Regions from separate parts of the Homo sapiens genome. Here region 2 is linked to region 1. A link is an interaction called in ENCODE POLR2A ChIA-PET data of the cell type or tissue named here. Cell type or tissue: OCI-LY7. All regions are shown on one strand. Each heading gives the region's core, and the rest is flanking DNA. Links, peaks and the distances in the headings are about the cores only. Region 1 overlaps PUS7 (pseudouridine synthase 7). Region 2 holds the start of LOC101927902 (a long non-coding RNA gene).

Evidence for each region. Peaks named below come from ENCODE experiments on the same cell type or tissue, not always from the same donor. Only the 100,000 strongest peaks of a DNase experiment are listed, where the experiment ranks them.
Region 2: POLR2A ChIA-PET joins it to region 1 with 7 read pairs; 3 of 35 experiments call an interaction of 5 or more read pairs at or near these places.

Annotation. Positions count from the first base shown.
Region 1 is chr7:105,489,841-105,504,680 of GRCh38, forward strand. PUS7 (pseudouridine synthase 7) reads right to left here. Exons shown (of 16, transcript NM_019042.5): 5 at 12,580-12,724; 6 at 5,302-5,413; 7 at 1,700-1,777. Among named protein-coding and RNA genes, the nearest start is that of PUS7, 25 kb to the right of the region's middle. In OCI-LY7, for the core only: no CTCF peak of the experiment used is centred there; no DNase peak of the experiment used is centred there.
Region 2 is chr7:104,931,762-104,946,601 of GRCh38, forward strand. It overlaps LOC101927902 (a long non-coding RNA gene), which reads left to right and starts at 9,183. Exons shown (of 2, transcript NR_187679.1): 1 at 9,183-9,909. RefSeq lists a silencer at 3,286-3,450 and enhancers at 12,138-12,197, 12,838-12,887, 13,198-13,507, 13,301-13,595, 13,828-13,897. In OCI-LY7, for the core only: a CTCF peak has its summit at 9,851; DNase peaks (open chromatin) are centred at 9,160 and 9,860; H3K4me3 peaks cover 1,292 bases; H3K27ac peaks cover 1,342 bases.

The DNA of each region.
Region 1 (14,840 bases), core at 9,754-12,253:
GGGCGTGGTGGCTGATGCCTGTAATCCCAACACTGTGGGATGCTGAGGTGGGTGGATCACCTGAGGTCAGGAGTTCAAGACCAGCCTGGCCAACATGGCGAAACTCCATCTCTACTTAAAATATAAAAATTAGCCAGGTGCACTGGTGTATGCCTGTAATCCCAGCTACTTGGGAGGCTGAGGCAGGAGAATCACTTGAACCAGGGAGGTGGAAGTTGCAGTAAGCCAAGATCCCACCATTGCACTCTAGCCTGGGTGACACAGCAAGACTAAAAAAAAAAAAAAAAAATCCGAGAAACCAAAATAAATACATGTATTTAAGTAGAGGTAGCAAACATAGCGTACTTTATTTTTAATTGCAGTATGACTGACATACACTGTACACATTTAAAATGTACAAGTTTTGACATGTGTATAAGCCCATGAAACCATTACCATATTAAAGACAATGCATCCATCACCCCCAGAAGTTTCCTTGCCCCTATGTTATTTCTCTCTCCCACCATTCCTTGCCTCTGGAGGTATACTAATAAGACAGCCTAAATGTGTCTGACACAGTACAGCTATTAAATTCATCCTTTCTCTTTTACCTTCACTGTGACTAACTGGGTTCAGACCCTTATTCTCCCTCCCCAGAATACGTCAATAGCCCTGGTCTCTAGTTTTGCATGTCTTGCTCCACCGGCGATCCATAATCCAGCCTCTATACACCAATCCCCATTTAGATTAAGGTTGAGGCAAAGACCCTCAACCTGACCTAACAGGCCCTTCAGGATCTACATCCTGCCTAACTCCTAGATCCTTATTTCTCGCTATGCTCCTCAAAAACTAAAGTACATGCCAGGTACCAAATATGCTTTCCAACGTCTTTTCTTAACCTGCTTTTTTGGTTTGGAAAAAACAATCCTAAATCCTACCCAGCCCCAGGAAATCTCTACTCATCCTTCTAGAATCTAGACCAGTGGTTCCCAATCGGGGGCAATTCTGGCCTCAGGGAATATCTGACAATGCCTAGAGACATTCTTTGCTATCATAACTGGGCAAGGAGTTGCTACTGCTACATAGTGGGTAGAGACTAGGGATGCTGCAAAACATCCTGCAACGCACAGGACAGTCCCTACAACAAAGAATTATCCAGCCCCGAAGGGCAACAGTGGAGAGGTTGAGAAGCCTTGAACTAAATTAAAACTCAGCATCCCATTTTCTATGAAAGCTTTCCTGTGTTCCCTCCACATCAACTCCCATGCTTGTTGACAGGCATACATTAACATCCAAAGTATATCTCTATTTCAGTATTTATCTCACTGCAGGAGAAGTTCTGATTTACATGTCCGTCTATTCCACTAATTATAATTGCTTCAAAAACACAGACTATTGCTTTTATCTGTAGCTCTCGGGTGTACAACAAAACAGCATGTTCACTATGTTGTAATTTTAAATAACATATTTAACAATGAATGAACAAAAGAGAGAAAGAAGCATTATTCTCTTGGCTTTACCAAAAAAATCTTTAAAAATTACACAAATAATACACGTTTCATAGATAAGAAGAAGAAAAAAACAGAATGAAAAGTAATTTTTAAATAGGCAGAAGCACCATCTAAAGCTGAGAGAGAAACCCCCAAAGTAAATTTGAGAATTCTGAAAAGCAGTGCCAGGATATTTACAGTATAAATCCTGTTACGTGCTCTCTACTTACTTGAGAACAGCAATTTCTTGAACTGTTATAGCCCTTTTATCTTTGGTTCCCATGTAGGAGAATATATTTGGCTTGACTCTGGTAAGAGAGAAACAAGATCATCTGAAGTCACATACTGTAATATTATAAGGAAATCCTAATTCTCATAATTTAAGTTTTAATATAAACATACTTACAATCATAACACAGTAAGAGAAGAATGAGGAGAAACTTTATTTTAACATGAATCCAGGGAGGCTGGGCGCAGTGGCTCATGGTCTGTAATCCCAGCACTTGGGAGGCCAAGACAGGTGGATCACCTGAGGTCAGGAGTTCAAGACCAGCCTAACCAATATGGTGAAACCCCATCTGTACTAAAAATACAAAAATTAGCTGGGCGTGGTAGTGTGTGACTGTAGTCCCAGCTACTTGGAAGGCTGAGACAGGGGAATTGCTTGAACTCAGGAGGCTGAGGTTGCAGTGAGCTGAGACCACTCTGCTGCACTCCAGCCTGGGCCACAGAGACTCCGTCTCAAAAAAAAAAAAAAAAAAATCTACTAAAACAACATAAATTCATATGCAAGCTAGAAAAGTAAATGATAGCCAGGTGTGGTGGCATGCACCTACAGTCCCAGTTACTGGGGAGGCCTGAGGCAGGAGGACTGTCTGCGCTCAGGAGTTGGAGGCTACAGTGCGCTATGATGGTGCCTGTGAACAGCCACTGCACACTACACTCCTGCCTGGGTGACGTAGTAAGACCTGCTCTCTTTAAAAAAAAACAAAAAAGGTAAATGATGGCCAAATAATTCTTCGCTTTTTTTTTTGAGACGGAGTCTCTCTCTGTCACCCAGGCTGGAGTGCAGCGGCACAATCTTGGCTCACTGCAACCTCTGCCTCCTGGGTTCAAGCAATTCTCCTGCTTCAGCCTCCCAAGTAGCTGGGATTACAGGCATGCACCACCACATCTGGCTGATTTTTTGTATTTTTTTTTTTTTTTTTTTTTTTGAGACAGAGTCTCGCTCTGTCGCCCAGGCTGGAGTGCAGTGGCGGGATCTCGGCTCACTGCAAGCTCCGCCTCCCGGGTTCACGCCATTCTCCTGCCTCAGCCTCCCAAGTAGCTGGGACTACAGGCGCCCGCCACTACGCCCGGCTAATTTTTTGTATTTTTAGTAGAGACGGGGTTTCACCGTTTTTTAGCCGGGATGGTCTCGATCTCCTGACCTCGTGATCCGCCCGCCTCGGCCTCCCAAAGTGCTGGGATTACAGGCGTGAGCCACCGCGCCCGGCCGATTTTTTGTATTTTTAATAGAGATGGGGTTTCGCCATGTTGGCCAGGCTGGTCTTGAATGCTCGACCTCAGGTGATCCACCCGCCTCGGCCTCCCAAAGTGCTAGGATTACAGGGGTGAGCCACTGCGCCCAGTCAATAATTCCTTTCTTAGCAGTGTAAACATTTGTGGCTATTAGTAAATAACTGATGTTGTTCAAAGACTTGGCTAGCCAGCAACAAAAAAGGCAACAATGCACTTCCTATCCATCATCTACAATTCATTACATTACATAAGACAGTGAAAGCAAAGAAAAATGCATTCTAGAGATATAATGTACCACTATGAAAATTTATCTTCAGTTTTTAAAAAGTTATTGTGTGAATTTTCCATGCTGCTATTGCTTTGTATTAAAAAATGAAAAAAGCCAAATGAAATGCTAAAACTGGGATCTGAATAGTTTTGATATGAAGATAATAAGTAACCTAGTTAACTAAGAAGTATTTTATAAACTTAACCGTTCCATATGAGAAGGAAAAAGCCAGGAAGGATTTCTTAAATCCTGAGCAATCCTCAACTCCCGATCTTGGAGGAACTCCCTCCCCACCCACCTATTCCTGTCAAGAATCGTCTGTTCTCTCTGGCTCAGGTACAGGCATAGTAGCACAGACTCTCTCCCAGGGAGTTAATAAATAGAGCAAAATAAATGTTACTTAATTGGGTACTGTGTATTATGGGCTGAACTGTGTCTCCCCCAAAATTAGTATGTTGAAGCTCTGACCCCCCAGGACCTCAGAATGTGACTGTATTTGGAGATAGGGCCTTCAAAGAGGTGATTCAGTTAAAATGAGGCCATTTAGGGTGGGCACTAATCCAATCTGACTGGTATCCTCCTAAGAAGAGGAAATGGGGACACACACAGATACCAGGGGTGTGCGTGCACAGGGAAAATGCCACATGAAGACACAGTGAGAAGGCAGCCATCTGCGAGCCAAGGAGAGAGGCTTCCGGAAAAAAAACAAACTTGCCGACACCTTGAGCTTGGGACTGTTAGCCTCTAGAAGCATATGAAAAGTAATTTCTGTTAAGCCACCTGATCTGTGGTATTTTGTTATGGAAGTCCTAGCAAATTAATACACTGTTTCCATATTTAAAATGAGTTAAATATATATTGGAAACCAAATTTCCACAGCATACAGACTTGCTGTGGTGTGTAGCCACTTCCATTTTTAAGAAAAGCTTTGGCACCTTGCCGATCCCCAGAGATCCAGTCTCTGCTATATTTACATTCCTGTTAGAAAATCAGACCGGTCTCAGGTTTAGTCAGTCTCCAGGAATTGAGAGCTCCCAGTCTGGCAAAACCAACCTCTGCAACCACGTCAAAGGATAAGTATAGGCTTTCAAAAGAGAAAGTTAATTTTTATTTTCAACCAGATTGTTAACTCTCAGCTGCATGCGAATCATTTACTTATGGAATTTTCATCTTGAATTATTGGCACTACGTATGTGGGGGTCAAAAAAATTAATTCATCCATTGCCTAAGAAAACTATCCTCACGGCCTGGCACAGTGGCTCACGCCTGGAAGAAACAATGCACTTCCTATCCATGATCAGTGATTTTTTTTTTTTTTTTTTTTTTTTTTGAGATGGAGTCTTGCTCTGTTGCCAGGCTGGAGTGCAGTGGCACAATCTCGGCTTACCGCAACCTCTGCTTCCCAGGTTCAAGCAATTCTCCTGCCTCAGCCTCCTGAGCAGCTAACACTACAGGCACATGCCACCATGCCCAGCTAATTTTTGTATTTTTAGTAGAGATTGGGTTTCACCATGTTGGCCAAGATGGTCTCGATCTCTTGACCTCGTGATCTGCCTTCCTCGGCCTCCCAAAGTGCTGGAATTACAGGTGTGAGCCACTGCGCCAGGCCGATCGGCAATTCTTAATCCCAGTACTTTGGGAGGCTGAAGTGTGAGGACTGCTTGAGCACAGGAGTTCGAGACCAGCCTGGGCAATATAGTGAGACTCTGTCTCTAAAACCTAATAAAATTAGCCTGGCATTGTGGCATACGCCTGTAATCCCAGCTACTCAGGAGGCTAAGGTAGGAGGAATGCCTGAGCCCAGGAAGTCAAGGCTGCAGTGAGCCTGATCATACCATCATTCACTCCAGCCTGAGTGACAGAGTGAGACTGTCTAAAAAAAAAAAAAAAAAAAGAAAGAAAGAAAGAAAGAAAACTATCATTGGGAGGAGCATTTACTATCTGTAATCTGTGCTCCTCCTGCTCCTTTTTCCATTAGCATGGAAAAAGGAATATACGTTTCTGTTGCTTTGATTTTGTATAGGCATAACAACAGTAACTCACCTTAAGTATTTGGAGAGTACATTAATAGCATCCATGGTGTCTTTGTTTTCCTTATATAGTACGAAGTGGCAGTAACTTCCCCTAGATTTTGGCCAAGAATGTTTTCTTGGATCTTGAAAGCAAAAGAATTAACATTATATATACCATAATAAAAGTTATAGATGTAAGAGCTCATTTTTCGCTATAGAACCTTTGAGTGGAAAATCAGTTCTAGTCTGATAAAGAAATACAGGTTAAGTGGTTATAGCTGTGTGGACTAGAGGTATTACATTTCCTGTAATTGGACACTTAACATTATCTATCCATATTAAAAATAAAAAGCTAAAATGTGGCTGGGCACGGTGGCTCACACCTGTAATCTCAGGACTTTGGGAGGCCAAGGCGGGCAAGATGGCTTGAGCTCAGGAGTTCAAGACTGGCCTGGGCAACATGGCAAGACCCGTCTCCACTAAAAATAGCCAGGCATGGTGGTACACGCCTGTGGTCCCAACTACTCAGATGGCTGAGGTGGGAGGATCACATGAACATGTAGGGTGGAGGTTGTAGTGAACCGAGATCATGCTACTGCACTCCAGCATGGGTGACAGAGCAAGACCCTGTCTCAAAAAATAAATAAAAGAAAAACATTTTTAATTAAAAAAAAGAACATAAAAAAATTAAGCCAGGTTAAATGTTAACTTCTGAGCAGCTAGTGTTACTTCAGTTGTTCAATCCTGTGTTAAACAATGTAAGATTTAGGCCGAGTGTAATCCCATGCACTGTAATCCCAGCACTTTGGGAGGCTGAGATGGGCGGATCACCTGAGGTCAGGAGTTTGAGACAAGCCTGGCCAACATGGTGAAACCCCGTCTCTACTAAAAATACAAAAATTAGCTGGGCATTGTGGCGAGTGCCTGTAATTCCAGCTACTTGGGAGGCTGAGGCAAGAGAATTGCTTGAACCCAGGAGGTGGAGGTTACCGAGCCAAGATCGTGCCATTGCATTCCAGCCTGGGCAACAAGAGCGAGACTCCGTCTCAAAAAAAAAAAAAAGTATGCATATCTACACACACACACATATATATATATATATATATATATATATATAGAGAGAGAGAGAGAGAGAGAGAGAGAGGGAGAGACACATACATATATATGCTTTAGATTTAAGCTGCTCAAAATGTTTTTTTTTAAGTACTTTGGGAAAAATATGTAAGCCTAAACTGCACTTTATAGACGCTGTACAATAACATTCATGAGTCCTGTGTGGCACAGAGCTGCAGTTGTTACTTAAACAACACATCTAGTTCATTTGATTACTGTAACTCCATGAAAGAAAAACTGAAAAAATGTTTCATACAACAATTCCTAGAAAGAGTCCTCTTCTTTTAAAAATAATCCTTTTTCATGAACTCATGAATCCCTTATCTTCAGAGGCTTAAGATACTGCTGGTACCGAAGCTGGTACTTGGATACCTGGCTTTGTCAAGGCAAAAGCACTGTTTGGTAAGTTAGTGATAAGTTACAATGAAAAGAACAAAAGACTCCATAAACCATTTCAGAAAACTGCCATAGCATGTATGCTTAGTGAATCACCCTTCCTTCTTGATAAATATGTGAGTTTTTTCTGTCTTGGACAGAAAAGTATTACAAGTATTTCTTTAGTCCTTGGTGTGAATTCCTCACAAGTTCTTCAGAAAACTGTTGAGCAGGAATATCATTTTCGGTTTTCCTTCCAGCTCACTATCAGTTAAGCAAAGTTGTCTATACTTAGCACTTGTGACAAAATCTTTGGCATTTCACTTTATCTACATGAAATGCCAAATGCTCTTACCTGCTGCAGTTCTGACCTCTGTCCAAATGCACAGCATAAAGAGCACAAAAGAGCAATGTTTAATTTATAATATTAAAGTGCTTTAGAGGTGAACATGCAAATGATCGCATGGTTAAGTTTACACTGAGGACTTCTACAGCACCCGGTAGTTATGCGGTGGGTTAACAGCCATTTAGACATTAACAATGGAATGTTTTAGAGGCAAACAGTGAACAAGTAGAAAACTCTTCTACAGGTGCAGCCTCCTTGTCTCAATCCCTTCACAATGGGCATGTTAGTTCACGCTCAAAGCTGCACTGTCTGTACCCATGAGATGAAGCAAAAGGTTTAAGGATAGTAAATGCTTCCCCAAAAAGAGATCTGTTTACTTAAATATGGGAGGACATGTACCAAAATGCTATTTGTGATTATCTTTTTTTTGATAGTGAGACAAGTAACTATTGCTTTGCTTTTTCTGCGTTTCATGAATTTCTTGCATTGAATTATAAAGACTTTTAAATTTGAAAAATGTTAAATATTATAGAAAACAGCTAAGTTCTTTATAGATTAAAAAAGATTTAAGAGACGACTTAAGAGGCTTATCAATGAGTGCAATGTTCTGACCTTGTTTTTATCATTCTTTGAACAAGCCATCTGCATATAAAAAAGACATTTTTGAGATACAGCAAAACCAAATATGCAATAGGTATGTGATAGGAAGAAATTATTGTTGATGTTTTTGGATGTGATAATAGTTTGGGGTTTCAGTCCTCATCTGGCAAATAGATACTGAAATATTTATGAGTGAAAAGCCATGCTATGTAGAATTTCCTTTAAAATGCTCCAGCAAGAAAAAAAAGGAGGAAGGATAAATCAATAAAACAACAGAATGTTGATAATCTTAAAGATGGTTTATGGGTACATAGGTTCCATATACTATTTCCTCTATTTGACTGCAAGTTTGAAAATGTCCATAATAAAAACTTTAAAAACACTTGTGATAAAAGTTGATGAAGTGTAGCTACATTTTTCTCAACTACCCCTTTGGAGTATTCATAATTAAGTATAATGACAAGAAATAAATGAAGCCACAAGACTCAAAAACTAAATGCTGCTATACCTTAAGAGAAACCATGACAACAGAGTATGAGTTTTGGCTCACAAGCATGCATCTTCTATTTAGCAAATCCAAGCACTGAGCATGCATACAATTATCTCCTTTGCAAACAACAGATACAAGTATGCATTCTTTTTCTAAGTACACTCAATATACAAAATAGTAAGCATATGCATTGATTAACTGGGAATATTTTAAATAACAGAAAATCAATGAGTCTCCATTTATTTTGGGCAATTTGTGTGACTTTATAAAACTCCACCCCCTAAGAATGCTAAGCAGCATATACTTAGCTTTACAATTTGAATGAATTTAAAATAACTTGCAGACATTTTTGAGACACTGATTTATACTGCAAATGCACAGAATTCCCAGGCTGGGTAATATGGTTCCTATTTGAAGAAGGCTGCATCCAGCTTCTGAGGGCCTAACAAGGCAGTCCCAGTCTAGCAGAAATGGAAACCAGATAAAAGGGAAACCAAGTTCAGGAAGTTTGATTTATTGAGCACAGACATCTCCATGAATAAAGAAGGAAAAATGTTTCTAGCTGAGAAAGATGAAAAGATGGGGTAGCATGCGGAACATTCCTTCCTTCTTATTCAAGGTCATTCCCACCATCACACCCCTGCACACCAACCTTCAGCTTTTTCAGGGATCCTACTCCATCCATTATCTTTATTTTGTTATTTGCCTCCCTGAATTTTCACCTTCTCTCTCCATTGTCTCTTTCCTTTTTGAAAATATATATTTTTCTTTTTATAGAGATGAGGTTTTGCCATGTTGGCCAGGCAGGTCTGGAACTCCAGGCCTCAAGTGATCTGCCCGCCTCGGCCTCTCAAAGTGCTGGGATTACAGGCGTGAGCCACTGCGCCTGGCCCTCCATTGTCTCCCTTGCATATATAAATAACTCACAGCTCTTCCATCTTAAAAGCCTAACCTATGTTCCCCTCTCCTTAATTATGTTCGCTTCTTCTCCTCTTTGCAGGTTATTTGAAAAAGCAGTCTGTATATACTACCTTCCATCTCAACCTACTATGTAAACTGGTTTCCAACCTCATCATTCCACTAGAATGCTCCGGTGAAAAGACACCAACAACTTCCATGTTGCTAAACTGATAGACAGGTTTCAGAGTAATTATCTTGCTGGACCTATCTGTAGCATTTTCCATTGCCACAGGAATGGAAGCAATGGTAGTCCATTGATCACTCTGATTATTGGGATTCCCTATTCCTGTGGATTCTATAACACCAGTCTTTCCCAGAGAGCTTCTTTGTACCTGTCTAGCTCTTCCTCCTGAGTCTCTATGGATTCCTACATACAGGGATCCCTCCTGGGGACCATTCATTTCAGAAAGTATAGAGAACCTGTACCTATCACATGGCAGAATTTTCTTTTTTTTACATAAGTCTTTAAAAACTATGTTCTTAGAAGCATTTGGAATGTATACTGTCTCAAAATATAAATTAATTTATCAGTAATGTTATGATAGTTTAGATGGTATTTTAAAAAAAAATCACATATACATTTTGGTAGGTAAAGCAATGTGCCCTATCAGACTGGCTTAACACATAAAATAATGTCTGAGTTTAAATAGTTGGTAATTTGTGGTGTTTGGGAACAATGATTTAGAATCCACCACATCTATGTTTTAGGATGCACAGTTCTATCTGAGAAAAGTTCAGGTTAAGAATATTGTGAATCTGCTAGATAATGCATAATAACAATTTCTATCAGGATCTGGTAGTAATACAGCTAAAAAAAAACTGTAAATTACAAAGCTTTGTAATGATACTTTAAAAGCTAAATCATTCAAATGCTAGGCAAGATGGCTCAGGAGGACAAGCTGTCGCTGGTAGAGGGCCATGAACAATAATCTTTGGATACCAGCTCTTCCTCCTTTCCTAGGGGTGTTCACTTTAGGCCACTCTCAGCTTGGGGAGAGTGGGGTCTATAAAAATGAATGCAGGCTCCTAAGTGCCCATCTGTGCCAGGGGTGGCCTTCCATGAGGAGGTGGGAGAGATGGCAGAGATTTAGTCCATCTTTGAAGAAATGTCACAACACCACAAGCCCAAGAAGTGTGGTTCTCTATACAAGAGGGAGTTGATCCAATCTGACTTCCTTCTTGCTTCTTTTTAAAGTGAGAAATTCCTTTCTTACTGAAGGTGTCCAAACGAAAATGGGGAAGGGTGGTTCACATCGCACAGCTCAGTACTTCACTTGTAAAATCTTAAGGAAACTTCGTAACAACAACAACAAAAAAAAGAAAGGCGGGTGTCGCATAAGCAGAGAAAATGTGGATAAAAACACAACATGAGAGACCTGGCGCTGTGTTTAATGAAGGGGATGGGTAGAAAGGCTGTAATGGCTGCTTTGGCCTGCAAATGCCCTCCACCCTCTCACAAAACCCGGCATCCTAAGAAATGATTATCACTTCCAAGAAGCCACCAGTCAAAAAAACAGTTTTTGCTTTTTCCAACCTGCTTCCTCATGACCACACCAAGCAGAGTAAGACCTTGCCTTGTCTTCCCGCCTTCATAATGGGCAGCACTGCTGACCAACATGGGCTGTTTCTTGACAAAAAATAACTCCCTAGCAGCCTTCCCAACTGGGTTCCCTGAGAGAATTAGGACCAAGTGCCCCAAGGCATGGCTGTTTGTAGAAGTCACCTCTCCTCTCCATCTACAGTAGTTACTAGCTACACACTATCCTTGGGAGAACTGAACCAACAGTGGCTCCAATCACTTTCCACTGGGCTTACTCCTCTTTGAGCAACCTTGGCTGAAAAAAGGCTGCTCAGGTGACATTTTATACCATGACCCAGACATTAAAGAAACACACAGCAACCACACCATTCGTTTGTGGAGTAAAAAGTAATTCAGGACTCATGCCCCAAGCAGTTCCAGGACACATCATCTGGCTTTTCTTTACAGTGTTCACTGAAAACTGGCCTCTGATCTCCACCTCTTCCTCTGGAACTGCTCAGGTATCTCATCTCTATAGCACTATCCAGACTTGCTGCCTTGACTAGATTATTTCCTCAGGCACAGCGAAGCTTTCCTCCTGTTCTCTTTTTTGTTATACCCTCTCATTTCACTAGAAACATGGTTATAAGCAATTAAGGCTTCATCCATCACAGTATTATCTTTTGAATTAACCTAAAAGAATACTGACAGAGCCCTAATAAATAAACAGTTTTTTGTTATATGGTCTTAGAATTTTGCCCCAAATATATCTAGGAATAAATGTTCATTAATACAGGCCACCGCTAGTAGGAGAGGAGGGTGAGGAAATAACTTTTTCTTGTTGTAATTTTCATTTAAATTTTATCTGTCAATTTGGTAGGTGAAAAAAAAAATTACCTAATTTTCCTGAAAGGTTATATGCAAATAGAAACTTTTGTGGCTGTAGATAACACATTAGAACATAAATATCAGTGACTCACTGGGACTATGCCCATTTCAAATGAATGATACACAACAAAAGATGGGCTGAGATAAAAGGGTGTCTTTCTATATATTCCATATTTTTTATGTGTGACTGAAGAAGATACAGTTGGAAAGCAAAAGCTCTTTCAATATAGGGGCCTGGCAAAAAAATATGCCTCTTTCAATACAGGGGTCTTGGCCGGGCGCACTGGCTCACACCTGTAATCCTAGCACTTTGGGAGGCCGAGACGGGTGGATCACGAGGTCAGGAGATCAAGACCATCCTGGCTAACAAGGTGAAACCCCGTCTCTACTAAAAATACAAACAATTAGCCAGGCGTGGTGGCAGGTGCCTGGAGTCTCAGGTACTCAGGAGGCTGAGGCAGAAGAATGGCATGAACCCAGGAGGCGGAGCTTGCAGTGAGCCGAGATCGTGCCACTGCACTCCAGCCTGGGCGACAGGGCGAGACTCCGTCTCAAAAAAAAAAAAAAAATATATATATATATATATATATAGGGGCCTTGCAAAAAATGTGCCACTGGGATAGGTGACAAGCGTTTTTTGTTCATCTGAAAGCTTTCTTTCCTCCATGAAGAACACAGAATGAGCAATAATCCTTCTATTTTCTTCTTGAATTGCCACTCAGTATGCTCTGCTCTTCAGGGAACATATCAAATCCCTAAGACTCTCTCTCAGGCACTACTATAATTTCAGCAAATCTTTACTCACATAAAAGACCTAATGCCCCTTGCCAGGCAGGCTGCAGGACTGCGCTGGCATCTGAAGTGACAATACTCACCCTCTCTGAAGGAGGGACATGATCAATATTGTTCTCTGAGCAGCACTATAGTAGCCCTTGAACACGAACGGGCAAGGCTAACGAGGAGCGGGGCCTGCCGCTCACGGCTGCCTGGCAGGAGGAAGCTGCTCACAGACACCTACTTGCCAAAGCCTTTTTCCCAGCTGCGTGGTAGGCTACAATGTATTTCTTCCCCTCCCTATCCTCTGTTTTTGTCTCTAATCCTGGAAACAGAGATTTGATAGCCTGATGGATGATGGTTCTTTTCTCTTTGGTGTCCTCGATAACCTATTAAAAAAAACAGATAGCAATACCACCAAGTTAACAAACATTAAATAGGGAAGTAATACAGTGAATTAGTAAAAACACTGCTCACCTTATTAACTACGCAAAATAACAAAAGTGCCTGCATACGATTTCAAAAATCTTTTATTTTTATTTTTTTGACAGTCTCGCTCTGTCGCTCAAGCTGGAGTGCAGTGGAGTGATCTCAGCTCACTGCAACCTCTGCCTCCCGGGTTCAAGGGATTCTTCTGCCTCAGCCTCCTGAGTAGCTGGGATTACAGGCTCACAACACCAAGCCTGGCTAGTTTTTGTATTTTTAGTAGAGATGGGGTTTCACCATGTTGGCCAGGCTGGTCTCAAACTCCTGGCCTCAAGTGATCCATCTGCCTTGGCCTTCCAAAGTGCTGAGATTACAGGCGTGAGCCACCGTGCCCAGTCTCAAAAATATTTCAGAGCTTCCCAATATTGCAAATCCCGGGAGCCTGTTGATGGAGCACATCCATCTGCCAGACACTGTACAAAGCACTGTGGTCATCATTTTATTTAATCTTTGTAATCTCTCCATCATAACACCATTATATCTATTTAGAAGTGAGGAATTGTGTCTGCGGTTATATAGCTGGAAGGTGGTAGAGCTGGATTTAAAATCCAGGCTGTCAAACCCATGGGCCACCAACCCAGATGCACCTTCTCAGGGTCTCTGCTGGACAGACACCTTAGGGATCCTACATGAAAATGCAGGCAAAGCTAGGCCTTTTGGTATGTGAGAAGCTCAGTCCTTTGAACAATCCAACCTACAGCTGCTTCTTATTGAATTATATTCTGAATTATTTTATAATGAGGTTCTAGCACATGGGTTTACAGTAAAGAAAAATCAACATGATATAAACTCACTAGTTACATGATATTTTCAGCGTGTGAGTGCATCTCATACTGAGAATTTTCCCTCCCTCTTTACTCAATACAACCACAAATGTGTGTGTATATACCTCATTTTAAGAATCGAAAAAAAATTCACAAAACAAGATTCATACTATTTGCAATGCACAAGTATTTTCTATGTTATTGCTATTATTATATATATTTTTTGAGATAGGGTCTGGCTCTGTCACCCAGGCTGGAGTGCAGTGATGCGACCTTGGCTCACTGCAACCTCTGCCTCCCAGGCTCAAGCCATCCTCCTATCTCAGCCTCTCAAGAAGCTGGGACTACAGGCATGTGCCTCCATGCCCAGCTAATTTTTTTATGTTTTGTAGAGATGGCGTTTCGCCATGTTGCCCAGGCTGGTCTCGATCTCCTGAATTCAAGCGATCTGCCCACCTCAGCTTCCCAAAGTACTGGAATTCCATGCCTGAGCCACTGTGCCCAGCCCTTATTTTATTCCATTTTTTAAAAATGCTGGTTGAGATCCACTACTAAACTGATTTCATGACCCATTAATGGGTTGTAACCTGCAAGCTGAAAACATCGAGATACACTGCAACTGCTACTGGCTAAACTTGATGACACTTTTTTTTTTTTTTTTGAGACACAGTTTCACTCTTGTTGCCCAGGCTGGAGTGCAATGGCACGATCTCGGCTCACTGCAACCTCCACCTCCCAGGTTCAAGTGATTCTCCCGCCTCAGCCTCCTGAGTAGCTGGGATTACAGGTGCCCGCCACCACGCCCAGCTAATTTTTCGTATTTTTAGTAGAGATGGGGTTTCTCCATGTTGGTCAGGCTGGTCTCGAACTCCTGACCTTAGGTGATCCACCCACCTCGGCCTCCCAAAGTGCTGGGATTACAGGTGTGAGCCACTGCGCCCAGCAACTTAATGATACTTCAACAAAATAAAAAATGAAAAAAATCCACCAAACTACATTACGATTACAGGTAAATGACTTCTTCATAGCAAAAAGTGAGTCTAGATCTGAAATTACTGATAGCAAGGAGAACGACAGTTTGTGTATATGAATACATGTTTAGACCTCAAAAACTCAGAAAGTCCATCTTCATTTTACAAATGAGGAAGCTTGCCCATAGTTTATGCCTTTTAAATGTACAGACTTTCAGTAGATAGGAAAACCTCAGTTTTTAAGACAATAGTAAATTTTACCACATGTATACGAAAATACATAT
Region 2 (14,840 bases), core at 7,958-10,457, 560 kb before region 1:
TGACAGGAGCTTTGAGATGGAAAGCAGTGGAGGGAGCGCAGGGGGTAGGGGGTGGGTTGGTGGGGGTTGGTGGGTGGGACCCAGGCTCTGACTTTGACAGTCAAGAGTATTCTTCGTCTAATTCCTCTCTCCAATTAAACATCAAAGAAATATTTCCAAGGGCATATGTTATTATTAAATAATGTTATCCTTTGAAAAAATTTACAAGTAATATATTTTCACTGAAGAAAAAAGTAGAAAATAAAAAGATGACAGAAAAGTCACCTATAATTAGGAGCCACTTTCAACATTTAGAATTCATTTGCTTTTCACACACGAAAAAAACGAGACGATACTGTACGTATGCACAACAAAAGATCATGAAGCCAAGCACAACAGCTCACGCCTGTAGTCCCAGCTACTCAGGAGGCTGAGGTGGGAGGATCACTTGAGCCCAGGAGTTTGATGTTACAGTGAGCTATGATTGTGTCACTGCACTCCAGCCTGGGTGACAGAGTTAGACCCTGTCTCTAAAAACAAAACAACAGTAGATCATGAACATCGTTCCATGTCAATAAATCCACTTCCTCCACACCCTTCTTAATGGTTGCAGTATATTTCATCGCGTATTTAAAAGGTGATGGAGTCAGTCAGTCCCCTACTGTTATGTGTTTAGATTCTTTGTGAGGGAATTTAAATTCTTTTATGAAGGGACAGACTGAGACTAGAGGAGATGATATCCCAGCCTGTTCAATAGTTCTCTCCCCATCATCCGCACCCACTCACCCACCATCTCACTCACCCACCAGCTCACTCCAACCTGGCTACTCTGCATTTCCATCTATTATGTTCCCTTAGACTCAACCTCAGGAAGTTTTCAGATGTGTTCCTGTGTCAGCCCTGTCCATAAACGTGTTATAGGGACCACAACATCATCTCTTATTTGGGCTTCCCCCTTTCAGCCCTCAGAGACAACAACTACAGCTGAGGCAAAACAAGTGGCTTCAGCTAGATCTTGTTTCCAGCATCATGTATTTTATTAGTGGAAGGTGACTTCCCAATTACACTGTTGGCACCACACACACACAAAACACACACCCATTAGTGTCCTGCTGGATTAGACAAGGGGCCTTCAAACTGGCTTGCAGGTAGTTAAAACACTCCTGCAGTGAGAGTGGGCTGAGGCAGGGTTGGGAAGCAAGAGATGAGATGAGAAATGATCCAAATAGATGAACACACACACACACACACACACATACACACATGCATACATGCACACATATACATGCATATACACACATGCACACATGCACACATACACATGCATACACGCACACATGCACACACATACATGCATACATACACGTACCCACACATACATGCATGCATACACACACGCATACACACAGGCATATACACGCACACATGCACATGCACACATATACACATACACGCATACATACACATACACACATGTACACACATACACATGCATACACATACACACAAACATGCATACATACACATACACACACATACACATACACACATACACACACGCATACACACATGCCTACGCACACGTACATACACATTCACACATACACATACACATACCCGCATACACATACACACACACACACATTCACACAGGTGTGCTCCAGAGCCTCTCCACATAGGAGACGAAAAGCTTTCATAAGGAACCAAAAGTTGTATCTTCTGCATTTCAAAGGGAGAAATACCAGGACCTGTGAACTGAATGCAAGTATCTATTTTGCCCCATTTGACACTACGTCCAGTGTCAAAGGTGTCCTGGGGGTGCTGACCCAGCACTGGACTGAAATGAAGTTGCAGATGTATATTACTACATGTTTCTCATCACCTCCTCCTCCTTAGTCTCGTGAAAGGGATATAACTTTAAGGCCCTTCCCTTTCTCATTTCCTCATTGTGACATCAAGAACACCCTTGAGACCATACTGTGCCTTTAAATGATTAAATGCGTTTAATTTAAATGATACAGCTTCCAAGGGAAAAAGGAACAAGGGGCAAGGGGAGGGGAAGGGGAGAGGTCACTCCTGCTTTCGGCAATTGAAGGGACTGACTGCCAGCCTCTCCCCTCCGCAGGGAGTGTTCCAGCAGCCACGCCCCTGACTCACCTGCCTCATTCTCTTAATGGTACCCACCCTCTCCAAATCTCTTAATGGTACCCACCCTCTCCAAATTGCCCAGACTGGGAAACCTGAAACCATCTTTGTCTTCTCTTTCTTTTTCCCCTCATTCCTAAACATCTATTTCGTTGTCAAGTTCTGTGGGATTTTTCTTTTTCTTTTCTTTTTTTTTTTTTTTTTTGAGACACAGTCTTGCTCTTTTGCCCAGGCTGGAGCATGATGGCACAATCTCGACTCACTACAACCTCCCTCCTCCTCCCCAGTTCAAGTGATTCTCATGGCTCAGCCTCCCGAGTAGCTGGGATTACAGGAGCGTGCCACCACGCCCAGCTAATTTTTGTATTTTTAGTAGAGACGGGGTTTCACCATGGTGGCCAGGCTGGTCTCCAACTCCTAACCTCAAGTGATCCGCCCACCTCGGCCTCCCAAAGTGCTGGGATTACAGGTGTGAGCCACCGCACCCAGCCTTGGGTTCTTTCTTTTCAAACACTTTCCCACACCCCCATTCCTCCCTTTCCATTTCCATAGCAACTACCCTGAGGCCTTTACCTCTCACATTTGAACTGTCAGAGCCTCCTGTTTACACTTTCCCACCCACCTTCTCCTTAATTCCTCCTAGCCCATTCTTACCAATGGGATTCATATCCTTGACAGATGATTTGCTTTGTTGCCCTCCTACTACAAAACTCTCAAGGGATGCCCTTTGCCTATCAAAGGCCACTTCTTTGGCCTGGCAGGAAAAGCCATCACATCATTTGGCTGTGTCCTGCTCTCCTACCCTTTTCTCACCCTGGCTGCTTCTGTCCACCTCCCAGACATTCAAGTGATTTAGTCTTCCGTGGAATGCCCGCCTGTCCCTGGAATTCTACACCTGGAATGCCCAGCCATTCTCATCTTTACTTTTGGAATCAGAAGGACTATTCAAAGCAAATCTCCATAAATCTGTCACTTATCTTGCAACCACAAGAAAGCACTCTCTCGACTATATCTTTGTTCTTTGTACCTTTCACCCTGTATTTTATTATCTGGTTAAAGTGCTATTGGAGCCGGGCACGGTGGCTCACACCTGTTATCCCAGAACTTTGGGAGGCAAAGGCGGGTGGATCACTAGGTCAGGAGTTCAAGACCAGCCTGGCCAAGATGGTGAAACCCCGCCTCTACAAAAAATACAAAAATTAGCCAGGTGTGTTGGCGGGTGCCTGTAATCCCAGCTACTCAGGAGGCTGAGGCAGAGGATTGCTTGAACCCAGGAGGCGGAGGTTGCAGTGAGCCAAGATTGTGCTACTGCACTCCGGCCTGGGCAACAGAGCGAGACTCCGTCTCAAAAAAAAAGAAAAGAAAAGAAAAGAAAAGTCCTATTGGATTACAATTCCTAGGGCACAAAGGCTGAGTTTTGTTGGTCACTGTACTGCCTGTAGCTCCAGAAAATTCTGAATTTATGTGAGCTCCACTAAGCAATTATTTCTATCAAATACTACTAGCCCAGAAGCCTCAGAAGTTCACCCACTTCCTGAATTCCCAGTGATGACAGAGTGGACATTTACCCTTGCAGAAGGAGGCTAGACTGTTGTCATAGGTAGAATTATGACCCCAGCAAAATTCTGTGTTAAAGTCTTAACCCCTAGTACCTCAGCATATGACATCTAGAGGCCAAGGAAAAAGTTCCCTTTTGCCCTCTCAAGTTTCACTGACAACTCAACTCATTGAAAGGCAGGTTAACTGGAGAAAAGCAACACACATTTATTTAACATGTATGCACAGGAGTCATCACAATGAAGACCCAAAGATGCAGGGGAAATTGTCCATTTTTATGCTTAGTTTAATAAAGTATGGACAACCGTGTAGAAATATGATTGGACCTAAAGGGGATCTACTGCTAATAGACTGAGGGGGGAAACCCAGCAAGGCCTCTCTGTCTAGATTCTTCTTGGCCTCCCTGAGCCGGCATTCCTTCTGGGTGTGGGGCAGGACTCTCCCTGGAATGGGGGTCTTATGACTATAATCAAGCAAGGTAGGTCAGATAATTTCTTTCATTTTTTCTTTTTTTGAGACAGGGTCTCATTCTCTCACCCAGGCTGGAGTACAGTGGTGCAATCTCGGCTCACTATAACCTCCACCTGGAATTGGTTGCTTCTGAGGCCTTCATTTTGGGTTGCTGTTTTCTGAGCCCTGACATACCTTATTCGGAGATGAGATCTTTACCAAGGTAATTAGGTTAAAATGAGGAGCAACCAAAGTTCTTCTCTGAATCCCATCTCTAATCCAATTTGACTGATGTTTTTATAAAAAGGGAACATTTGGACAGAAACCAACATGGATGGAGAGAAGATGATGTGAAGACACAAAAGGAAGGTTGTCTACAAGCTAAGGAGTGCAGGAGGCTACCAGAAGCTAGAGAGAGGTCTCCAATAGATGCTTCCTCACAGATCTCAGAAGGAATCAGCCCTGCCAAAGACGTGACTTTCAGACTTCTAGCCTCCAGAGCTACAAGACAATATACTTCTGTTGTTCTAAGCCACCTAGTTTGTGGTGCTTTGGTAAGGCAGCCACAGCATACTACACAGCTGGAGTCCTGAGAAGCCAGAGGGCCTCCAAAGTGAACCCCATCTCAGGGCTGGGGCCACAGGTCCTGGGAGGGCAAAGGTAAGGCTCTGAGATGCCCTGAGCAGAAGAACAGAGGCACTTACGGCTCCAATGAGCCAAGCGGAATGGCTGGTCAGCCACACAGGGCGTGGGCCAGTAGTTGGTCCACCTGACACAGGCCTTTGAAGACAGCGTTTTGTTTCTGCAAGTGGGCAGGGGAGGGTGGCATGGAGACAGGGGCAGGAAACTCTGCTGAAGGGCAGACCGTTCTTCCAGGCCCCAGGTGCTTCCGGCCAGACTCTTTTAAAGAGACATGGAAGGACATCATCAAACGTGGCAGCGTAGCCAAGCTCTGCCCTGGAAACCCCTCTCTAGTTACTGCTTTCCACTGAAGCTTCTGGTGCCTGCTGCCTCCTCAGTGGGAGGGACCAGTGATGTGAAAATCCTTTTCCTCCTGACTCAAAGGAGCATTTCCTGAACCCTCCTTACTCAAAACATGTCCACTTGCCCCCCGGAGCCCCAACAGACATGCTAATTCTATTGGGATTTATTTGATAGAATTGGATTAGCTAACAGTGTCAGGGTTCCCAATGAGCAGACAGGAAAACTAAGGCAGGGCCAAGGGGCCCAGCGTCCATGTAACAGTAACTACCATGGTAATAGGGAACACTATGAGCCAGGCCTTGCTCTAAGGCTGCGCTGCCCATTATGGCAACCACTGGCCACGTGTAGTTACTGGACACTTGAATGTGGCTAGTCCAAACTGAGTTATGTAGTAAATGTAAAAATACACACTGAAATTTAAGGACTTAGTATGAAAAAAGAATATTAAAATATCATTAATTTTTTTTAACTTTTATTTTAGGTTCAGAGGTATGTGCGCAGGTTTGTTATATAGGTAAACTCGTGTCATGGGGGTTTGTCGTACAGATTATTTTGTCACCCAGGTATTAAGCCCAGTACCCAATAGTTATTTTTTTCTGCTCCTTTCTCTCCTCCCACCCTTCATTCTGAAGTAGGCACCATTGTCTGTTGTTCCCTTCTTTGTGTCCATGAGTTCTCATCATTTAGCTCCCACTTATAAGTGAGAATATTCGGTATTTGGTTTTCTGTTCCTGCATTAGTTTCCTAAGGATTATGGCCTCCAGCTCCACCATGTTCCCACAAGAGACATGATCTTGTTCTTTTTTATGGCTGCATAGTATTCCATGGAATATATGTACCACATTTTCTTTTTCCAGTGTATCATTGATGGGCATTTAGGTTGATGCCATGTATTGCTATTGTGAATAGTGCTGCAAATTCTCGTTAATATTTTAGAAATATTGATTACGGGCTGGGCGCGGTGGCTCACACCACTGGTAATCCCAGCACTTTGGGAGGCCGAGGTGGGTGCATCACCTGAGGTCAGGAGTTCAAGACCAGCCGGGCTCACCTGGAGAAACCCCATCTCTACTAAAAATACAAAATTAGCCGGGCGTGGTGGCACATGCCTGTAATCCCAGCTACTTGGGAAGGCTGAGGCAGGAGAATCGCTTGAACCTGGGAGGCGGAGGTTGTGGTGAGCCGAGATCGCGCCGTTGCACTCCAGCCTGGGCAACAAGAGCAAAACTCCGTCTCAAAAAAAAAAAAAAAAAAGAAAGAAATATTGATTACATGTTAAATGGATACTATTTATATTGTGTTGTATTATTAAAATTAATTTTACTTTTCTTTTTACCTCTTATAATATAGTAGCCACTAGAAAATTTTAAACTTTAAGTTACATGTCTGACATTTATATTTCTCTTGGAAATGTCAGGGAGCAAAAACTTTCCCTCGACCGACTTAGCTTTAATCACTGGGAGCCTGCAAATTAAACTGACAAGCTGGGTGTGATGGCTCATGCCTATAATCCCAGCACTTTGTGAGGCCGAGGAAGGAGGATCGCTTGAGCTCAGGAGTTCAAGACCAGTCTGTGCAACATGGTAAGATCCTATTTATACACACACACACACAATTAGCTGAAAAAAAAATTGGCATGGTGGTGGTGGGAGGATTGCTTGAGCCCAGGAGGTTGAGGCTGCAGTGAGCAGTGATCGTGCCACTGCGCTCCAGCTTGGGTGACAGAGCAAGATCCTGTCTCAAAAATAAATAAATAAACAAACTGACAAAAGACAGATTACCAAGAGGAAAAAATATATATTTAATTACTTACTTATGCAAAGGAGTTCACAAAGAACTGTGATTCAAAGAGGCCAATAGAATTTGGGGGCTTATATATTACCATCTAACAGGGGATGGGGAGAGGCAGATGGACATTTTTGAGAGAACAAATGACTTCTTAGAAAGTGGGTGAAGGACAGCACTTAGGGAAAAACAAATTACTCTTTGGAAAGATACATGGGCCCTTAGCAACATAGATGGAAGATATGATACTTTTGTGACAAATGTCTGCTTGGATATGGTGCCAACCTTCTTTGCCTAGCAGAGATTAGGGGAGGTGATTTACAACAGTTGAGTTCTTTGGGGAGGCTCTGTTTTTAGGCAGATAAGGGATTTTAGAAACTCAAATGCCTTCAGCTCAAAATAATTCTTAAGCCACAGTGGTTTATCCTAGATGCTTTCAGGTGGCCCTATTCCAAGCACAGCATCTGAACTCTTAGCGCAACCTGCAGGGTGATGTTATTCTCATTTCTATTTTAGAGACAGCACTCAGTCCTTAGATGTTAAGAAACTTGCCCAAGGTCACACAGCTGGTAGAAAGAGAAAACCAAGGGAGTGCAAAAGTAGCAGCAGAGAAATCTGTAAGGTGGTGAGCAATGAGGGTGGCCTGGAGTAGGGAGCAGCAGTGAGTCAAAAAGATGAGGTTTGATATATATTTTTTAGGTGGAAGTACTTGTGGTGGTATGTGTGAGGAGCAAGGAGGATGGGAGGAAAGAATGATTCCAGGTGTCTGGATTAAGGCATGGGAGCCTTTGGTTCTGTGCCTAGACCTGAGCTGCCTGGTGAAAGAGGCACAGATGGAGTGTTCGCAACCTAAATTTTCTGTTTACTGACTCCATTATCTGGAAGTTCTGTCACCTCTTGGTACTTAATTACCTTGGGAATAATAGAGCCTCTCCTAACAAGTGTTGTAATGAAAAAGAAATAGGATAATGTATGTAAAAATTCTACATACATGTTTGTTAATTGTTTTAAAAGAGAGAGCACTTTCAGAGGATCCAGAAACATTCCTGGCCTCCCCTCTCTCTTTCATTTCTCAGGCTGCTAAATCAATGATTAGCTCTCAGGCCAGCTCCCCTGGAAAGCGCATGAAAGGGAGAGTGAACAGAATGGCTTCTCTCTCCCAAGGAGGCTGCCTCATCAGGGTCACAGCCCCTCTGCCACCAGAAAGCCTGGATCTGGGCCAGAGCCACAAAGGCTAACAAACTCCCTTCATGTCGGCTGAGAGTAAAGAGTTGGGGTCCATCTGGGCCCCTCTCCCCAACTCTCTAGGGGCAGCGAGAGGTGACAGTGTGCTGGCAGCCTTCACAGCCCTTGCTCACTCTCGGCGCCTCCTCTGCCTGGGCTCCCTCTTTGGCGGCACTTGAGGAGCCCTTCAGCCCGCCGCTGCACTGTGGGAGCCCCTTCCTGGGCTGGCGGAGGCTGGAGCCGGCTCCCTCAGCTTGCGGGGAGGTGTAGAGGGAGAGGCACAGGCGGGAACCGGGGCTGCGTGCGGTGCTTGCAGGCCAGCACGAGTTCCGGGTGGGTGTGGGCTCAGCGGGCCGCACTCGTAGCGGCCGGCCCGTCCTGCCGGCCTGGGCAATGAGGGGCTTAGCACCCGGGCCAGCGGCTGCAGCGTGTGTGCTGGGTCCCCCAGCAGTGCCGCCCACCATCGCTGCGCTCGATTTCTCGCTGGACCTTAGCTGCCTCCCCACGGGGCTGGGCTCGGGACCCGCAGCCCACCATGCCTGAGACTCCCCCACCCTCCGTGGGCTCCTGGGGGGCCCAAGCCTCCCCGACGAGTGCCGCCACCTGCTCCACGGTGCCCAGTCCCATAGACCACCCAAGGGCTGAGGAGTGCGGGCGCACGGTGTGGGACTGGCAAGCAGCTCCACCTGAAGCCCCCGTGCAGAATCCACTGCGTGAAGCCAGCTGGGCTCCTGACTGGTGGGGACTTGGAGAAACTTTTTGTCTAGCTAAGGGATTGTAAATACACCAATCGGCACTCTGTACTAGCTCAAGATTTGTAAACACACCAATCAGCACCCTGTGTCTAGCTCAGGGTTTGTGAATGCACCAATCAACACTCTGTATCTAGCTAATCTGGTGGGGACGTGGAGAACCTTTGTGTCTAGCTCAGGGATTGTAAACGCACCATTCAGCACCCTGTCAAAACAGACCACTCCTCTCTCTGTAAAATGGACCAATCAGCAGGATGTGGGTGGGGCCAGATAATAGAATAAAAGCAGGCTGCCCCAGCTGGCAGTGGCAATCCTCTCCGGTCCCCTTCCGGGCTGTGGGAGCTTTGTTCTTTTGCTCTTTGCAATAAATCTTGCTGCTGCTCGCTCTTTGGGTCCACATTGCCTTTGTGAGCTGTAACACTCACGGCGAAGGTCTGCAGCTTCACTCCTAAAGCCAGAGAGACCACAAACCCACCGGGAGGAACGAACAACTCCAGACGCGCGGCCTTAAGAGCTGTAACACTCACCGCGAAAGTCTGCAGCTTCACTCCTAAAGCCAGCGAGACCACGAACCCACCAGGAGGAACGAACAATTCCAGATGCGCCGCCTTAGGAGCTGTAACACTCACCGCGAAGATCTGCAGCTTCACTCCTGAGCCGGCGAGACCACGAACCCCACCAGAAGGAAGAAACTCCGGACACGCCGCCTTTAAGAACTATAACACTCACGGCGAGGGTCCACGGCTTCATTCTTGAAGTCAGTGAAACCAAGAACCCACCAATTCCGGACACAGCAGGATCCCACCCACAGAACCGCCAGGTGCACAGCTGCATATCCTCAGGGGAAAACTCCCCTCCCCTGCCACCTTACTGATAGGCTTCACTTCCCAGAGAACTTTCCCAATCCTGTGCAATGCCTGAGTGGTACATTGTATTCTATGAGAATGGCGCCCCCGCCTCCAGAGTTGTGCAACAAGACTTCCATGAATCAAAGCCCATCGCTGGCTGCCTCCTCTAGCCCTGCATAGCCCAGGTACATCTGAAAGGAGTGAGAAGTGTTTTGAGGGCTCTCCCTGTCTCTTCCTGCACCTCTCTCTTGTGATCCCAGGTAGGCACCTGCTCTGAATCTTGCTCTTCCTCAGTTGCAGTCCCGGGTGGAAGCAGATCAGAATCGAATGAGTGGCCCCTCTGCCATCCTGCCCTGGCCTCCACCTTGCCACTCTCATTAGACTGGGCATTCCTGGTATGTGGTGCTCAATGCTTGTTGAATGAATGAATAAGTAAGACTCTGCTAAGATCTCTGCCAATAATAACCACAGAGATAGTTATATTATTTTAATGGAAGTTTCTTTAAAACCAAGACAATTACAAGAGCCAAAGGATTGACAACTCTACTGATGGCATGTCTAGAAGAGACCCTTAGAGAAAGGAACCTTTCCAATCCTTTTTAGATGATACCAAGCAGGCAACCGCCTCCCCCAGACGCTTGCCCCAGTCTCCTATGGAAGGTTCGGGTAGCCTGGACTGCAGCTCTTCTAGGCAGCTTTCCAGTTGTATTCCCTGGCATAATTGTAACTTCAACACCTAGGTCTTAAGAAACATGTGTCCAGGCACAGTGGCTCATGCCTGTAATCCCAACCCTTTGGGAGGCCAAGGTAGGAGGATCGCTTAAGGCCAAGAATTTGAGACGAGCCCAGGGAACATAGTGAGACCCCATCTCTATAAAAAATTAGAGGCCAGGCACGGTGGCTCATGCCTGTAATCCCACCACTTTGAGAGGCCGAGGGGGGCAGGTCACCTGAGGTCAGGAGTTCCAGACCAGCGTGACCAACATGGAGAAACCCCATCTCTACTAAAAATACAAAATTAGCCTGGTGTGGTGGCGCATGCCTGTAATCCCAGCTACTTGGGAGGCTGAGGCAGGAGAATCACTTGAACCCAGGAGGTGGAGGTTGCAGCGAGCCGAGACCGTGCCACTGCACTCCAGCCTGAGTGACAGAGTGAGAGTCCATCAAAAAAAAAAAATTAGAAAATTAGCTGGTGGTTTGCGTCTGTAGTCCCAGCTACTTAGAAGGCTGAGGCAGCAGGATTGCTTGAAGTAATGCAGCAAGCTATGACTGTCCCACTGCACTACAGCCTGGGCAACAGAGTGATACACTGTCTCTAAAAAAGAAAGACAAAAAAGCAACATGGCCTGGGTTATCTGGGCAACACATTCCACACATCTTGGAGGACCCTCACCTCCTGATAATCAAAATGAGCATTTCCATGTTTCATATTTCTGAGTGCCTGTCAACAGCACACCATTTCACAGCAGAGCAGGGACTAGAGTGAGGCATAGGAGGCACTCAACATGGGTGCAAAATTCAATTTTTTTTTTTTAGATGGAGTCTCGCTCTGTCACCCAGGCTGGAGTGCAGTGGAGCGATCTCGGCTCACTGCAACCTCTGCCTCTCAGGTTCAAGCTGATTCTCCTGCCTCAGCCTCCCGACTAGCTGGGATTACAGGTGTGTGCCACCACAGCCAGCTGATTTTTGTATTTTTAGCAGAGACGGGTTTCACTGTGTTGGCCAGGCTGGTCTTGAACTCCTGACCTCAGGTGATCCACCCACCTCAGCCTCCCAAAGTGTTGGGATTACAGGTGTGAGCCACAATGCCGGGCCCATGGGTGCAAAATTTAAGGGGCCGCCAAAAAACTCAGTAAACAAGATAAATATTTTAGTGCAGTTCTTTTAAAATTTTTGATATTTTGTTCATCGTGGATAATTTTTTATTTTTATTTTTTAGTGGTTGCATTAAAATATTGTTTATCATGGTTGCTGAGTCTTTTGGCACCCATTGGACTTTGTACGCTGATCCGGTACCTCCTTCTTCTCAATCTAGTCTCAGTCTCTGAAGAGCAGAGTGCACTCATCTCAGCTCCGATCTCTAACCAGTGCTGGCTTGTGAGAACCGGCTTGAAGAAGATTGATAGGTTGATGGTTGGGCTGGAGCGTAGAGTGGCTGGAGGCCCCGTCTACCTCTTTCAGAAAGCCACGAAAACAGATAGGCAGGGGGCCAAGTCTATTGTTCCAAAGTTTCCACAGGCCTTGAACGGCCCTTGGGCTTTGCGGTCTGGTGATCAGAGCTGTAAAGGTTTCTAAACAATCAGAGGCCTTTGATATGGTTGCCAACACCCACATTTTCCATTCTGGGAACAATGCCATCAAGGGCCACAGCCTCAGTCCCCCACCTAAGTGAGGAAGTGTCTGCTGGTTGCTGGTAGGAGCAGGTCCTGTGAGGGCAAGGGTCAGAAGGACAGAGGAGTCTTCTTATCCTGGCTGCTCGCCTTTTCCCTCTGGTCACCTCACCCTTTTGCATGTTCAAAATCTATGCTCATCTTATCTAGCCCATTCCTCTTGGCTAAAGCCAGCACACATCCTGTTCCTCTCAATGGGAGAACTATCCGGGCAATTGCATTTAAAGGTTTTCTTGCATTGGTTCGGAATTTGCCCTGGCTCTGCCCTTATTTCCTGATCCCAGTGTAGTTTCTTTATTCAGGTGTGCAAAAGAGTGAGCTATTTTGTTATGGAGGCAGAGAGAAACAACCTCAGGTTCCTCTAATAATGCCTTTAGAACTCTCTTCTGAATAACTGGGGCGTTAAATTCATCGACAAAATCCCTTTGGGAGATACACCATCTGGGGACCCCCTCAAAGGTAGATATCTGGGCTAATTTGACTGCTATTTTGCAGGAATGCAGGTGGGCAAAAGATAGTTTCCACTAGGTCAGAATGTTTTTTCCACTTTCTGTTCTTTGTTATTTTGCTCACTTCCGGTGTGAAAGCACTGAATTTCAGAATTAGATGAAACTTATAGTAAAGGCCTGCCACAAGGTCTTTGTCAACCCCATATCCTGGTGACCAAACTAGATTTCATGACGTCAATCATTTCAAAAACACAGGCTCTTCCAACGGCGTCAGCAAGCAGAAATCCTGTTCACAAACACTGTTCTAAATCAGTCTTTATTTTATTTTATTTTTTTTGAGACAGAGTCTCACTCTGTCGCCCAGGCTGGAGTGCAGTGGCACTATCTTGGCTCACGGCAACCTCCACCTCCCGGGTTCAAGGAGTTCTCCTGCCTCAGCCTCCCGAGTAGCTGGGATCACAGGTGCCTGCCACTACACCCAGCTAATTTTTTGTATTTTTAGTAGAGACGGAGTTTCACCATGTTGCCCAGGCTGGTCTCAAACTCCTGACCTCAGGCGATCCGCCCGCCTCGGCGTCCCAAAGTGTTGGGATTACAGGCATGAGCCACTGCGCCCAGCCAAATCAGTCTCTTAATACTGAGTCTGAATCTCTTGAGATTTTAGCCCCTCAGTGCTGACCTGATGGAGATGTGCCTTTTTTTTTTTTTTCCGGGGAAGTATTCACTTCAACTCCCACAACCCCCGAGGAATGACTAGTGGGTTTCTTTCCCCTCCCCTCGGGTGGCCTTGTGAGGAAGCCAGGAAGTACTGTGAGCGGCAGGGCCTGGGAGAGCCCCTGTGGCCGACAGGAGGAGATCAGCCTTCATCGCACTCTCAGAAACGGAAGTGTGGGCGTGTGTTATGTTGCTGCAGCAACCAAAGGCAACCGAGCAGCAAACCTCAGATGACTGAGCCCAGCCCATTCAACGAGGGGGAGTTTCAGGTGGCCTGTGTTCCCCAGGGACTGGGCCTAGCTCAATCGGGAAAAGTCAGCATCCAAAAGTCCTCAATGACGCAGAGGAAGCCAGGAGAAAACAGTCAATGGCTAGTCATCACTGATTCGTGGTCACAGGCGTTAGAACAGGAAGGATCTGCACAGATCAGCCTCTCCCACCCCTCACTTTCCTGATAAAGGAACTAAAGTCCGGAAAGTACTTGCTCAGAGTCCTACTGCCAGTGGGTGTGAAAGCCAGAACCACCACCCTCATTGCCTTCTGTATACATAGCTTTAACAGTTTGCAAACACTCTTATATGCTTTAATTTCATCTGATCCTGGACTGAGAGCAAATATTTGTATTTCAACCAAAAGGCCAAATGCTCAGTTTCCTCATCTGAGAGGATAATAAGAGTACTTTTCTAATGGAATTCTTTTTTTCTTTTAATTTTTGGTAGAGACAGGGTCTCACTATGTTGCCCAGGATGGTCTTGAACTCCTGGCCTCAAGAGATCCTCCCAACTGCACCTCTCAAGTGCTAGGATTACAGGCATGAGCCATTGCTCCCTGTCCTCTAATGGAATTTTTGTTAGGATTAAATGAGTTAATAGTTTGGAGATTTGAGAGACTATAATAGAGGAAACCTCTCTTCCCTTCCCAAGTTCTGAGTAATTAAGAGCTGGGCAAGGAGAAATAAAAACAAATGGGATTGGCCAGGAGCAGTGGCTCTCTCCTGTAATCCCAGCACTTTAGGAGGCCAAGGCAAGCAGATCACTTGAGGTCAGGAATTCAAGACCAGCCTGGCCAACATGGAGAAACCCTGTCTCTACTGAAAATACAAAAATTATCTGGGTGTGGTAGTACACACCTGTAATCCCAGCTACTCGGAAGGCTGAGGCAGTAGAATCACTTGAACCCAGGAAGTGGAGGTTGCAGTGAGCCGAGATCACCCCACTGCATTCCAGCCTGGGTGACAGAACGAGACTTCATCTCAAAAAAAAAAAAAAAAAAAAAGCAAATGGGATCAAAACATCAACTTTATCACTGATACATTTTATATAGGAGTCCATGGTTTACATTTGTGGGTAAGTGAATGCCAGAATTAGGCAGGGTACCCACGCAGGCTGGGGCATGCCCCCCAGTTGGAAACTGTCCCTGTAAACAGTGGAGCCTGGGAGAGCAGAGCCCAAAGCATGCTCTGGAGGAGGATGGCTGCCAAGAGGACAGAGATGGGCTGAGCTATGCATCTCCAGTTCCTCCCCAGCGTCTCCATTGAGAAGTTGCTCCTCTTCCTGTACCACC